2 separate regions of the Homo sapiens genome follow, and region 2 is linked to region 1. A link is a contact called in ENCODE Hi-C or POLR2A ChIA-PET data. All regions are on one chromosome and are shown on one strand. Each heading gives the region's core, a stretch centred on a gene start or an enhancer-like site at or near the end of the contact. The rest is flanking DNA. Distances are from core to core; before and after follow the strand shown. Region 1 overlaps SEPTIN6 (septin 6). Region 2 has its middle 14 kb from the start of SLC25A5-AS1.

What was found. A loop is a pair of places that touch in the nucleus more often than their neighbours do. ChIA-PET counts read pairs that join two places held with the same protein, here RNA polymerase II (POLR2A). Pooled maps may share reads with other maps.
Region 2: a loop to region 1 is called in a pooled map, with 2.2 times the contacts of the local background. The contact joins two enhancer-like sites. A Hi-C loop is called at or near these places in 1 of 50 pooled maps. POLR2A ChIA-PET finds 5 or more read pairs at or near these places in 5 of 52 experiments (HEK293, T-cell, activated CD4-positive, alpha-beta T cell and 1 more).

The regions. Positions count from the first base shown.
Region 1 is chrX:119,663,318-119,669,893 of GRCh38, forward strand. SEPTIN6 (septin 6) reads right to left here. Exons shown (of 11, transcript NM_145799.4): 3 at 165-360. Among named protein-coding and RNA genes, the nearest start is that of MIR766, 20 kb to the left of the region's middle. RefSeq lists an enhancer at 2,807-2,896. Within about 2 kb of position 4,059, at least 5 of the 41 ENCODE cell types and tissues checked have a DNase peak (open chromatin) inside an H3K27ac peak, as active enhancers do.
Region 2 is chrX:119,479,963-119,486,538 of GRCh38, forward strand. No RefSeq gene overlaps it. Among named protein-coding and RNA genes, the nearest start is that of SLC25A5-AS1, 14 kb to the left of the region's middle. RefSeq lists enhancers at 2,566-2,665, 2,716-2,765. Within about 2 kb of position 2,674, at least 23 of the 41 ENCODE cell types and tissues checked have a DNase peak (open chromatin) inside an H3K27ac peak, as active enhancers do.

The DNA.
Region 1 (6,576 bases), core at 2,809-5,308:
CAGACAGGGCCTATGCTTGGGAGGTACCTGCTGCTGCCCACACCATTCTGGGAGGACAGGCTTGGGCCCGATATCTGTGCTGTCTTCAAGATCTCTGTGGTGAGCTCCTCTCTGCGGCCCTCTACCAACCTCCCCACCCTACCCCACCCCACCGCCTTCTTTACCTGTCCTCTTTGTTGATCTGGTCCCCAAAGCCAACTGTGCTAACGATCGTGAGCTTTAGCCTCACGTTGCTCTCTTGGAGGTCATAGGTATTAGACTGGAGCTGGACACCCGGCTGTGTGTGGGTGGCTGGCTCCCCTTCGAATTTGGTGTTGAACAGGGTGTCCATGAGGGTGGACTTGCCCAAACCTGTCTCTCCTGAAAAGCAAAAGGATAAATTATGGTCTGTTCACATAGTGACTATTCAGCCCTTACACATCATGTTTCATATACACATTTGTTGACACGGGAAAATGAACATGATAAAACATAAAGCAAAAAGCAGAAGCAGATGAACTATATGATGTCAGTTAAATGAAAAAGACTGAAAGGAACTATACAGACGGATCAGTAGTAGTCATCTCAGATAGTAGAATTGAGGTAATTTTCATTTTATTCTTCCAACTTTTTTCTGTCATTTGGAAATTTTACCTTGAGTATACATTGTTTTTTTTGTTGTTGTTTGTTTGTTTGTTTGTTTTTGAGACAGAGTCTTGCTCTGTCACCCAGGTTAGAGTGCAGTGGCATGACCTCGGCTCACTGCAACCTCCATCTCCCGGGTTCAAGCGATTCTCCTACCTCAGCCTCCCGAGTAGCTGGGATTACAGGCACCCGCCACCGTGCCCAGCTAATTTTTGTATTTTTAGTAGAGATGGGGTTTCACCATCTTGGCCAGGCTGGTCTCAAACTCCTGACCTCATGATCCACCCGCCTCGGCCTCCCAAAGTGCTGGGATTATAGGCGTTAGCCACCGCACCTGGCCAAGTATACGTTGCTTTTATAGTCAGAAAAAGAAATTATGTTATAGGCAGCAATGGAGAGATATAGCTATGCCTAGAAAAAAAGACTGGGAGGAAATACAATATACTCTTACCAATGGCTATCTCTGAGTGGTGATCTTATGTGTGGTTTTCATCCCTTTCTTTATGCTTTTTTATATTTCCCAAGTTTTCTAAGTGGAATATGTATAGTTTTTGTCATAAAAATTAGAGGACTATTTTAAATTTTTTTAAAAAATGACAGCAGTGGCCAGGCGTGGTGGCTCACACCTGTAATCCTAGCACTTTGGGAGGCTGAAGCAGGCAGATCACTTGAGGTCAGGCATTCGAGACCAGCCTGGCCAACATTGTGAAACCCTGTCTCTACCAAAAAATATATATATACATACACAATTTAGCCAGGCATGGTGGCAGGCGCCTGTAATCCCAGCTACGGAAAGGCTGAGGCAGGAGAATTACTTGAACCAGGGGAGGCAGAGGTTGCAGTGAGCTGAGATCGTGCCACTGCACTCCACCCTGGGCAAGAGAGTGAGACTCCATCTCAAAAAAAAAAAAAAAAAAAAAGACAGCGGTCCCTTGTCAAACAAATATCCTTTCATCCCAGTCCCCACCTCTCCTCCCTGCCAGGCCTAAACAGCCCTCTGGGGATGCCCCAGATGTGCCTCCCCACGGTGAAAACTGTGCAGGCTCCTGGCTTATCCTCCCAGCCTGGTTGAACGGTTGAACTTTCAGTGAGACCGTTTTTAACTAAGAGGGGCGGGGTGGGGAGACCCAGCAGGCCACAAAAATTCTTCTTCTTCTTCTTCTTTTTTTTTTTTTTTTTTGATACAGCGTCTCGCTCTGTTGCCCAGGCTGGAGAGCAGTGGCGCAATCTCGGCTCACTGCAGCCTCTGCCTCCCGGGTTCAAGTGATTCTCCTGCCTCAGTCTCCCAGGTAGCTGGGATTACAGGTGCCTGCCACCATGCCCTGCTAATTTTTGTATTTTCAGTAGAGATGGGGTTTCACCATGTTGGCTAGGCTGGCCTCAAACTCCTGACCTCTGGTGATCCACCTGCCTCGGCCTCCCGAAGTACTGGGATTACAGGCATGAGCCACCGTGCCCGGCCCTTATCCTTAAATTTTAAACAAACTAGCCATTTATTTGTTTAACTACTAGGCTGCGAGATACTAATAAGTCAAACTGTTGGAATTTTAAAAGTCTTGAACTTCACACTAGGGAAACCAGTAGGGGAAAGGCTGTGGCAGACTGGTGAAGGTTTTGGAAGCTTATTCCTGGGAGATCAAGGGATACCAAGCCACTGTCAGGAGCCAACAAGACTTCAGGGAATGGGACATCACAAGAAGTCAGGAGTTGGTGACAAGGGGGCTAAACAGGAATCTGATATGAGGCCACAAACTGGGCTGGGCGCTGCTTATAATCTCTACAGATCCAGGCTGTATTTGACCCCTCAGCCCACCCCAAGTGACTCAGGAATACCAGGAATTAAAGAGTCAGTAGAGAGGGCCAGGCGCGGTGGCTCACGCCTGTAATCCCAGCACTTTGGGAGGCCGAGGTGGGTGGATCACGAGGTCAGGAGATCGAGACCATCCTGGCTAACACGGTGAAACCCCGTCTCTACTAAAAAAATACAAAAATTAGCCAGGCGTGATGGTGGGTGCCTGTAGTCCCAGCTACTTGGGAGGCTGAGGCAGGAGAATGGCGTGAACCCAGGAGGTGGAGCTTGCAGTGAGCTGAGATCGCGCCACTGCACTCCAGCCTGGGCGACAGAGTGAGACTCCATCTCAAAAAAAAAAAAAAGAGTCAGTAGAGAGGCAGGCACTTCGAAGAGAGGATATCATTAATTACTCTGGCCTGCCCTTTGAAGACAAAGACTACTCTCCCATTTATTCCGCTATCATCATCCCTGTTTTTCCCTCTCCTCTCCCCAACCCAGGGGGAATGTGAGCCTCGACTTCTCTTCACAGTCGGGACTGGGTTTGCATTGGGCAAATTGTGGCCTGCCAAACCCCGCCTTGCGACCAAAAGCACACATCTGCAGGGTGGTTCAGGGCTACGGTTAGAGCTACATGATGCAGAACTGAAAATGCTCCATCTCCCCTCCCCACTCTGGGTGTGTCTAGCCTGCTTCTTTTATCCCAAATAATGAGCTATGAATGCAGGAGGTGCCTTTTAAAATATCTGTGTATGATGAGAGTTTTCTGTGTGTGGACAGAGAGAAGGGAGAGAGAGAGAAGAGATAAGAGAGAGGAGGGAGACAGGGAGAGGGAGGGAGAACAAGGAGAACATTCAATTCAGTCTGGCTACCCGGCCCCCCAGCCCAATTTCATAGCCAGGTCTGACTAACTTGGTAAATTGCCAGAGTGTGGGGAAATGGTTCCTCACACAGATCATGTTTCAAGCCAGGGTCTGCTATATCCATTAGCAGCAAAGACTCTTGAAGAAGAGGCCCCCTTTTTCCTCCCCTAAAGGAACAGGAAGTATTTGGGTCCCAAGAAGAATTTTATGAGGTGGGGCCTTTGCCATGGGAGGTGGCAGACTTGGCCAAGCAGTGGAATGTATCACACCCCACCTCACCCAAAGTTGGGGTGCACCTTAACTGCAAACGGGGCCAGCACCTTGGAGGTGGGAACACAGTGTGGCTCCCACATCCTAACTCACCTCCCCTCTCGAGGGCACTGAGGTTTGAGCTACAGTTTAGCTCATCTTCCTATGTGCCTGATGAATTTTCCATGTACATCCTTACCCCCAACTCCCTCCCATGGAACAGAAGGGAGCACATGGAACAGAACCATCCTTACCCCCAACTCCCAAAACCCTTCTGTTGCATGAGCTCCCTGCCGAATGCCCTGTAGCTCCTAGGGAGTGGGGGTCCTGTTTCCCCAGCACCCAGAGTGGGCACCCTGGCTCCCCGATCCTAAGAATTCTCAGAGAGCAGGAGATGGGCCATCTTCCAGTACCCCCGAGAGTGCCTAACCCAAGGTTCACACAGAAGGCCTCAGGGGCAGCACCGCAGCGTTGAGGGACCCACCCTGTTTGCACAGCTGGAGGAATGGGGGCCGGGCAGGGCAGGACAGGGAGCTGGGAGGAACAGCAGGAGAAATGACCACCCAAATGCCTGCTGGCACAAAAGCGCTGTGGAAATTAGATGCCAAATAATGAACGTCTGGAAGAAAAGAACACCCGGGTGTCTAGGGAATTGAGATAAATGCAATAGTAGAGAGGGCAGAAAATCAAGCGAGCTCATCCTATGGCTATCGAGAGCTCCTGTTCCAGTTTTCCATCAGTGTAGAGCCTGGGGGTCGGGGAGGCTTTCTGTCAATGACTGGCACAGACCCAGCCTGATCCTAGGATGCTGCCCCTCCCACGGCTGCCCTGGGCCCAGTACTGAGTGTGAGTGTGTTGTGAGGGGGAGGCACACGTGACCTAACTGGGATCAGGTCAGCAGATTCCACACCCCTGCAGGAAGGTGGAGACTTGGCAATTCGATTCCAGCAGGAAACCTGAGGAGTCCCGAGGGGTCAATTTCTCACTCCTCCTCCCCCAGCCCTCCCAGGGCTCCTCCAAGTGGATAGTAAGGTTTTTAACGCATGCTCCACCAGCCAAGAGGATTTCATCTCACTTTGCTTAATGTAGATAGTATTCTGGAAACAATAGTTTTAAAAAAAATTAAAACATATATGAGTACTACGAAATATGTTTTTTTTCAAACTATGCTCTTGCGGGACGGTGGCTCAGGCCTGTAATCCCAGCACTTTGGGAGGTCGAGGCGGGTAGATCACCTGAGGTCAGGAGTTGGAGACCAGCCTGGCTAACATGGTGAAATCCCGTCTCTACTAAAAATACAAAAATTAGCCGTGCATGGTGGCAGGCTCCTGTAATCCCAGCTACTCAGGAGGCTGAGGGTGGAGAATCGTTTGAACCCGGGAGGCGGAGGTTGCAGTGAGCAGAGATCTCACCACCACACTCCAGCCTGGGCGACAGAGCGAGATCCTGTCTAAGAAAGAAAGGAAAGACAGAGAGAGAGAGAGAGAGAGACAGAGAGAGAGACAGAGAAAGAAAAAGAAAAGACTTCTAGCCAGGTTATCACTAAGTTACTTTGTGACATGAACTGAGCTCTTTCCCCTCTCTGGGTCCCAGTCTCTTTTTCTATAAAATGAGAGCGTTGGTAATAACAGCTATTGTTTACAGACACTGCTCTAAGTTTTTTACATATATTTTCTTATTTATTCCTCACAGCAAGCCCATGAGGAAGATGTTACTATTTGTCCTCAATTTATAGATGGGTTAACCAAGCCACTTACTAGCTGTGTAAATTTGCACCAGTTCCTCAGCATCTCTGCACCTTACTTTCCTCATCTATAAAATGTGGAGGGGCCGGGCGCAGTGGCTCATGCCTGTAATCCCAGCACTTTGGGAGGTTGAAGCAGGAGGATCAGTTGAGGCCAGGAATTCGAGACCAGCCTGACCAACATAGACCCTGTCTCTGTTTTATTTTTTATTTCCATAGGTTTTTGGGGACAGGTGGTATTTGGTTATATGAGTAAGTTCTTTAGTGGTGATTTGTGAGATTTTGATGCACCCATCTCCTGAGCAGTATACACTGAACCCAATTTGTAGTCTTTTATTCCTCACCCCCTTCCCGCCCTTTCCCCCTGAGTCCCCAAAGTCCATTGTGTTATTCTTATGCCTTTGCATCCTTATAGCTTGGCTCCCACTTATGAGTGAGAACATACAATGTTCGGTTTTCCATTCCTGAGTTACTTCACTTAGCATAATAGGTCTATTTTGAAAACTAGTAATAATAAAATAAAATGTGGAAGAAGTAACTAGTCCAAGGTCACAAACTAGTAAGTGGCAGAGCCAGCATTTGAATCCAGGCAGGCCGACGCTGGAGTCCATGCTTTTAACCAATGTGCTCTAGCGAGACGCATAGGCGTGATACGTTTGTTCATTCAGTCATTCAACGAGTATTTACAAAGACTCTAACAGGAGCCAGGCACAGTTATAGGAGCTGCAGATACAGCAATGAACAAGATAGCCACAATCCCTGTTCTTGTGGACCTAAAGTCTCTTCCAGTTCTGAATGTTGAACCCAGAGAAACGTCTCTGAGTTCAACAGGGAGGTGCCCAAAAGGAAACATTCCAGGAACTCCGGTTGGCTAAGGAAGCCTATGGAAAGGGACAAGGTTATGCCTGGCTCTGTGACCTTGTCCTTTCTCCTTCCTGATCTTGCAGAGGCCTGGCAGGCAGTGGTGTGCTGGAGCCGGCTCGTCCGCTTCCTGCATCTCTTCCCAAGCCCACGTGCAGTGATGTCATGTTGGTAGCTTAACAGCAGCCATGGCAGGAGTAATGACACCAACAAAATCAGCAGATGCTTCAAACCACAACAGTTTTTCTCCTGAGATGGGCTGTGACGTTGACCAGCACACCACTGCTGGCAGCCTGTTTTAGACAAATAAGCAGCTGCCTTTCCCAGATATGAAGGGATGAAACAATTGATCCTTGGCCTTGATAGAATGCTAGCTGCCCTTTCCCTCCTCCTGCAGCAAGCCTCAATCCTGCTTCTCTTGTGTGACTGTTTTTTTCCATGTTCAA
Region 2 (6,576 bases), core at 1,424-3,923, 180 kb before region 1:
TATGTCATTCACTTTCATATTTCCAAGCTTGGCTGTACTATTGTTTTTCCCAGCATGCCCTTACCTGCCCCTCTGCCAGGGCATGATCCTTCAAGACCCAGCTCAGATTGCACCACCTCTGGGAGCCTTCCCAGACTCCACCTGCCCATACTCATTGCTCTCTCCTCTGTACTTCTAAAGTAATCTATCTCTGTCAGCTTCACAAAGGCAGATATTTTGTCTGTTTCATTCATGTGTCCCCAGTGTCTAGAACAGTGCCTGGCACATAGTAGATGTTCAAGAAATAGTTGTTAAGTGAATGAATTATAATGTTTATTTCATGGTATCACAACCAAGTATTTATTTGTCTGTCCTCATTAAGGGCTATGTCTCGTTTCTCTTTACATTCCTAAAACTGAGCATAGAACCTAACACATAGTGAATGTGTGGTAAATGTTTGCTGAAGGAGGAGATAAATGAGAAAATGGGCCAAGTGCAGTGGCTCACACCTGTCATCCCACCACTTTGGGAGGCCGAGGCGGGTGGGTCATTTGAGGTCAGGAGTTTGAGACTAGCTTGGCCAACATGGTGAAACACCGTAACTACTAAAAATACAAAAAATTAGCTGGGTGTGGTGGCACATGCCTGTAGTCCCAGCTACTCAGGAGGCTGAGGCCGGAGAATCGCTTGAGCCCGGGAGGTGGAAGTTGCAGTGAGCTGAGATCGCACCACTGCACTCCAGCCAGGGCGACAGAGACTCTATCTCTAAATAAATAAATAAATAAATAAATAAATAAATAAATAAATAAATAAAATAGCCAGGCACAGTGGCTCATGCCTATAATCCCAGCACTTTGGGAGGCCGAGGCAGTCGAATCACTTGAGATTGGGAGTTTGAGACCAGCCTGGCCAACATAGTGAAACCCAATCTCTACTAAAAATACAAAAATTAGCTAGGTGTGGTGGCGGGCACTGTAGTCCCAGCTACTCGGGAGGCTGAGGCAGGAGAATGGCTTGAACCCGGGAGGTGTAGGTTGCAGTGAGCCGAGATCGAGCCATTGCACTCCAGCCTGGGTGACAGAGAGAGACCCTGTCTCAAAAATAAATAAATAAATATCTGTATAACGAAATAAATAGAGAATGAATGAATGGCATGTTGTAGGGTTTGTGCATTGGTTATTGATTGGCATGAATGAATTTTGGCTCGATCCAGCCACTTGATACCTGGGAACAATTCTGTAGCAATAAATGTACAGGGCCTTTCTTTTTCATTTTCTTACATAATAATTCAGCAAATGTCCGGGGCCTTTTGACTTGCAGCTATTGTTTTTCCAGACCCTGGGCTTACAGGGAAGATCTGGATATTGCAGGGGTTGGGAAATCAACTGGTTCCTGTACTGCTGCTATGTTGTCCATGCTAGAGAACCAGAGAGGCGGGACCTTGGCACACACCCCTCCCCTCCTGAAATCTGTGTGAAAAACAGCTGACTCCACATCCAGGGCTTCTACCATACTGTGTTCATGGGATGCTGGCCTGTGCCACACATGTGCTGGCCATCTTGTCATGAGCCCCTAACACAGAGCCCTCCACATAGTAATTGCCTGATGGATGTCTGGTTGTGATGATGACAATATTGAACAGTGGCTGTCACACAACATGACTCAGGCCACTCCAAGGGGAGAGGAACAGACATGTTCCTGGGGCACCTGAGGACGCTGCCGATAGAGCTGTGCCAACTGCACGCCCATGTGACTGATTAGGGCTGATTAGGCCAGACCTGCTCCCAGACCTGGGCCTAATGTTCCCAGCTTCTAAGACTATTTCAGCCACTAAAAGCCCATGAGAACCCTTGAGTGAATGTGGCCCTTTTTGACGTGCTCAGGAAGCAGGCAGAGTTTGTTCTCTCTCACTTGTGAGTGGGAGGCCTCCAGGAGTGCAGCAGCGGACTTGCTCAGTAGTAACATCCATTGTCATTTCTTGAGCTTTGACTATGGGCCAGGCACTCTTTTAATTGTGGATACTCATTTAATCCTTTCAGTGGCCTTATGATGCAGGTGCTAAGATTACCATTTCCCAGATGAGGAAACCGAGGCACCTGGCAAACCACGTGTAACACCTGCAGATGAAAACCCTGAAAACAAAGGGAACCCCCCCCCAACTTAGAGAGAGTCAGAAAGTAGCACTTAATGCTGCGGTGCCTGGAAAATAACCACGGAGGCCCAGAGGAAGGGAGGGGTTCAAGCTCTTTAGGGACCATCGGCCTGCTTGGGGACCTACCCATGTGAGGAGCCCCTGGAGAGGCGCTTGGTGCAGTGGTTAAGAGCATGGTTCCGCCCCTTTCCAGCTGTGAAATGGTGAGCAAGATTCTAAGTCTCACTGCCTCACCTTGCTCAGCCGGAAAATGGGGTCAAGAACACTACTTGCCTGGCACTGTAGTGAGGATGAAATAAATTAATATTTGCGAGGCGCTTGGCACAAAGCCTAGCATATAATATGCGCTTAAGTGTTTGTTAAATAACTACGGGCTCTCTCAGAGTCGGCCCCTTCCCTTTAGGCGCCGGTTTTGTAATCTGGGAAACTTTGTAAAGAGCGCTCTCAGCGCGGTGGCTAAAACAGTCCGCTAGGACTATGCCGAGTAGCAGCAGAAGGAAATGGCCCGGCCCGCCAGGCGGGGAGCTGCAGACAACTAGGAGAGAGGAGGGCAGGGCACGCCCTGAGGGAAAAAACGCGGCTTTTGCAGGCCTAATGGCGGTTGAAAGTCGCCGAAGTGCAAGGCTGGATTGAGACAGACAGGCTGAAAAAGTCGCAGCGCAGCCGCAGCGGCAGCAGCCGATGGCCGACTCCTTCCTTTTCCAGTCCACGTGCCCAGGCGGGTCTCCGGCCGCCTCTCGCACCTGCCTGCAGAGGGCGCGCTGCTTCTCGCCTCGGCCTGGGCACCGCGGCCGACTCCGCTGGAAGAGCTGTGTCCTCCACGCAGACCGCTTTCCACCAAGCTCAGCTAAACCCACCGCCCCCAAGAAGTCTACCCTGGCCGCTCCAGCCAAGCTCTTCCTCCCCTGAACCCCCAAAGCATCATCAGCACTGCATAATTTAGAACTTGGATATGTGCTGGCTGGTCACTGTGTCCTACGTATGGGACAAATCTTGGCTCAACAATATCATACTTTGCATTTCTCCCCCGAGTCACACACGGCCATTGGCATACCGGCAGCCACATAGCGTGTGCCCAGCAAACACCTGGTGTACCTCTACTGGGTCTCACTGTATTGGCTCCCAAAGGAGACTCTCAGGATCCCTGATGTCGCCAAGCCCTGGGGTGGCAGAAGGGACACCTGGGAGGATGCCTGCATGGCCTCAGTTGCCACTTCGAGCCTTCACTGACCAAATGAGGTCGGTGTAGCCCACCTCAGAAGGCAATGCCTTCGTGCAAAGGAAACCCTCTGCCAGGGAATCCATTGATATGGAAATATTTGCTGAGCCCCAGCTTTGGTGCAGAGCCCTGTGCTGGGCACCAGGGACACAGTGAGGAATAGAAAGGATTCTTGTGGTGATGGGAGGCAGTGTAGAAAAATTAGAATAGCAAGAGATTTAAAGTCAGGCTGGGCGCGGTGGCTCACGCCGGTAATCCCAACACTTTGGGAGGCCAAGGTGGGTGGATTATTTGAGGTCTGGAGTTCGAGACCAGCTTGACCAACAAGGTAAAATCCTGTCTCTACTAAAAAAAAAAAAAAAAAAAAAAAAATTAGCAGGGCGTGGTGGCGCATGCCTGTAGTCTCAGCTACTTGGGAGGCTGAGGCAGGAGAATTGCTTGAACCCCGGGAAGTGGAGGTTGCAGTAAGCCAAGATTGCACCACTGCACTCCAGCCTGGGCGACTGAGTGAGACTCCGTCTCAAAAAAGAAAAAAAACAGAGAGAGATTTAGAATCAGAAAATCCCCCACAGGCACTAGCTGTGTGGCCTTGGGCACACCATGTCACTTCTTTGAGTCTCAGTTTCCTCTTCTGTATCTCTGAGGGAGTCTGGAGTAGGGTAGCGGTGGTCAGATCTACAATGATAGCCAGATTTATAATGTTTTAATGTTCATGAGAACATACTTATCCATGAAGTAAGTAATTTAAATTACATTTTTAACAGTACACATTTTTTTTTTTTTTTTTTAGATAGAATCTCGCTCTGTTGCCCAGGCTGGAGTGCAGTGGTGCCATCTCGGCTCACTGCAACCTCCACCTTCTGGGTTCAAGCGATTCTCCAGCCTCAGCCTCATGAGTAGCTGGGATTACAGGCGCTCACCACCACACCCAGCTAATTTTGTATTTTTAGTAGAGATGGGGTTTCACCAGGTTGGCCAGGATGGCCTCGAACTCCTGACCTCAAGTGATCCACCTACCTCAGCCTCCCAAAGTGCTGGGATTACAGGCATGAGCCACTGCACCCAGCTTTATTCCTTCGATTTAGCTGTAACTTTGTAACCAACCTCTCCCTATCCTCCCCTCCCCTCTACCTTTCCCAGCCTCTAATAATCATAATTCTACTCTCTACTTCTATGAGCTCAGGAGTTTTTTTTAGCTCCCACATATAAGTGAGAACATGCAGAACATGCCTGACTTATTTCACTTAACATAATGTCCTCCAGGCTCATCCATCTTGTCATGAATGACAAGATCTCATTCTTTTTTATGGCTGAATAATATTCTGCTGTGTCTGTGTGACATTTTCTCTATCCATTCATCCATTGATGGACACTAAGATAGATTCCATATCTTAGCTATTGTAAATAGTGCTGCAATAAACATGGGGAGGCAGGTATCTCAATACACTGATTTCCTTTTTGGGGGTATATATCCAGTAGTGAGTGGAATTGCTGGATCATATGGTAGTCCTATTTGTAGTTTGTTTTTTTTTTTTTAAGAAACCTTCATACCATTTTCCATAATGGCTGTACTGATTTACATTCTCATCAACAATGTACAAGTCCCCTTTTCTCTGCATCCTCCCTAGCATTTTTTTTTTTTTGTCTTTTTGACAATAGCTATTCTAGCTGGGGTATACATTATATTTTTTTAAATTGAAGCATAAAATGGAAGTGATGGTGTTTTGTGAAAACCAAATGATAAAATAGTTATGAAAGCTGTTGTAACTGAAAGAGGCACCACAAAGTTTCATTATGTTTACCACTGCTAAAATATATAGGAGGCACCCAGTTAATGTTTCTTGAGGAGAATGGAAATGTTTCCTGAGTGATAGGATCCATATATAAACATGAGAGTTAAGAGTGCCAGAACATCTGACATGTGCCAAATGCGCTGTCCAGATGATAAGTATTTAATGGATTCTCTTAGAGAGCAATCACTGGGCGGGGTGGTCAGGGCTGCATGGTGGAGGTGAGATTTCAGTTGGGCCCTGATGATGGCGTTGATCTTTGGTGAAGAGGCATGAGGAAGACAATCCAGACAGAGGGAAGGGCATGCACTAAGGGCACAAAAGCAGGAAGGTATGAATGATCGAGAATGCCAAGTGCAGGAGGGCAGGGCCCTCTGCCTCTGCTCTAGCCTCAGTGCCTAGCACAGTCCCTGACACATAGTAGGCTCTCAATACATGTTTGTGGAAGGAAGGGAGGGAGGGAGGAAAGAAGGAAGGAAGAGAGGAAGGAAGGAAGGAAGGAAGGAAAGGAAAGGAAGGGCGGAAGGGTGGGCCAGGTGTGGTGGCTTACCACTATAATCCCAGCATTTTGGGAGGCCAAGATGCGAGGATCACTTGAGCATAGGAATTTGAGACCAGCCTGGCCGACACGGTGAAACCCTGTCTCTACTAAAAATGCAAAAATTAGCTGGGTATGGTGGTGGGTGCCTGTAATCTCAGCTACTCGGGAGGCTGAGGCAGGAGAGTCGCTTGAACCCAGGAGGTGGAGGATGCAGTGAGCTGAGATCACACCACTGCACCCCAGCCTGGGCGACAGAGGGAAACTCCATCTCAAAAAAACAAACAACAGCAGCAGCAACAACAAAAATTAGCTGGGCGTGGTGGTGCATGCCTGTAGTCCCAGCTACTCAAGAGGCTGAGACAGGAGAATCGCTTGAACCCAGGAGGTGGAAGTTGCAGTGAGCCGAGATCGCACCACTGCACACCAGCCTGGGCGACAGAGCAAGACTCCCTCTCCAAAAAAACAGATTACATGATACAATGTGAGTAAAGAGCCTGCTGCAACCCTCAAGGACAATTGGTGGCCATTGTGATCACACCCCTTAGGCTGAAGCAGATTTCGGAGGAGTGCTTTGCATACAGTAGGTCATCAGCTAATACGGGTTGACTGAGAGGAAGTTTGGGGCCTTGAACCTTTTATCCGTGTAGGCAATGGGGAGCTTCGCACACAAAGTAGGGTGGGTGTTGGACGATGAACACAGATGTGGACAATGGGTTAGACAATCAACACAGATGTGGTGTGAGGTGTGGGTTGAAGTGGAGGAGGAGGAGACACAGGTATCGCAGTTGTTGCAACAGCAAAGGGATTAGTGACAGGCTAGGGTGATGGCAATGGGGATGAAAGGACAGGTAGGGCAGAGAAAGCAAATAACAGAACTTGTTTTTTGTTGTTGTTT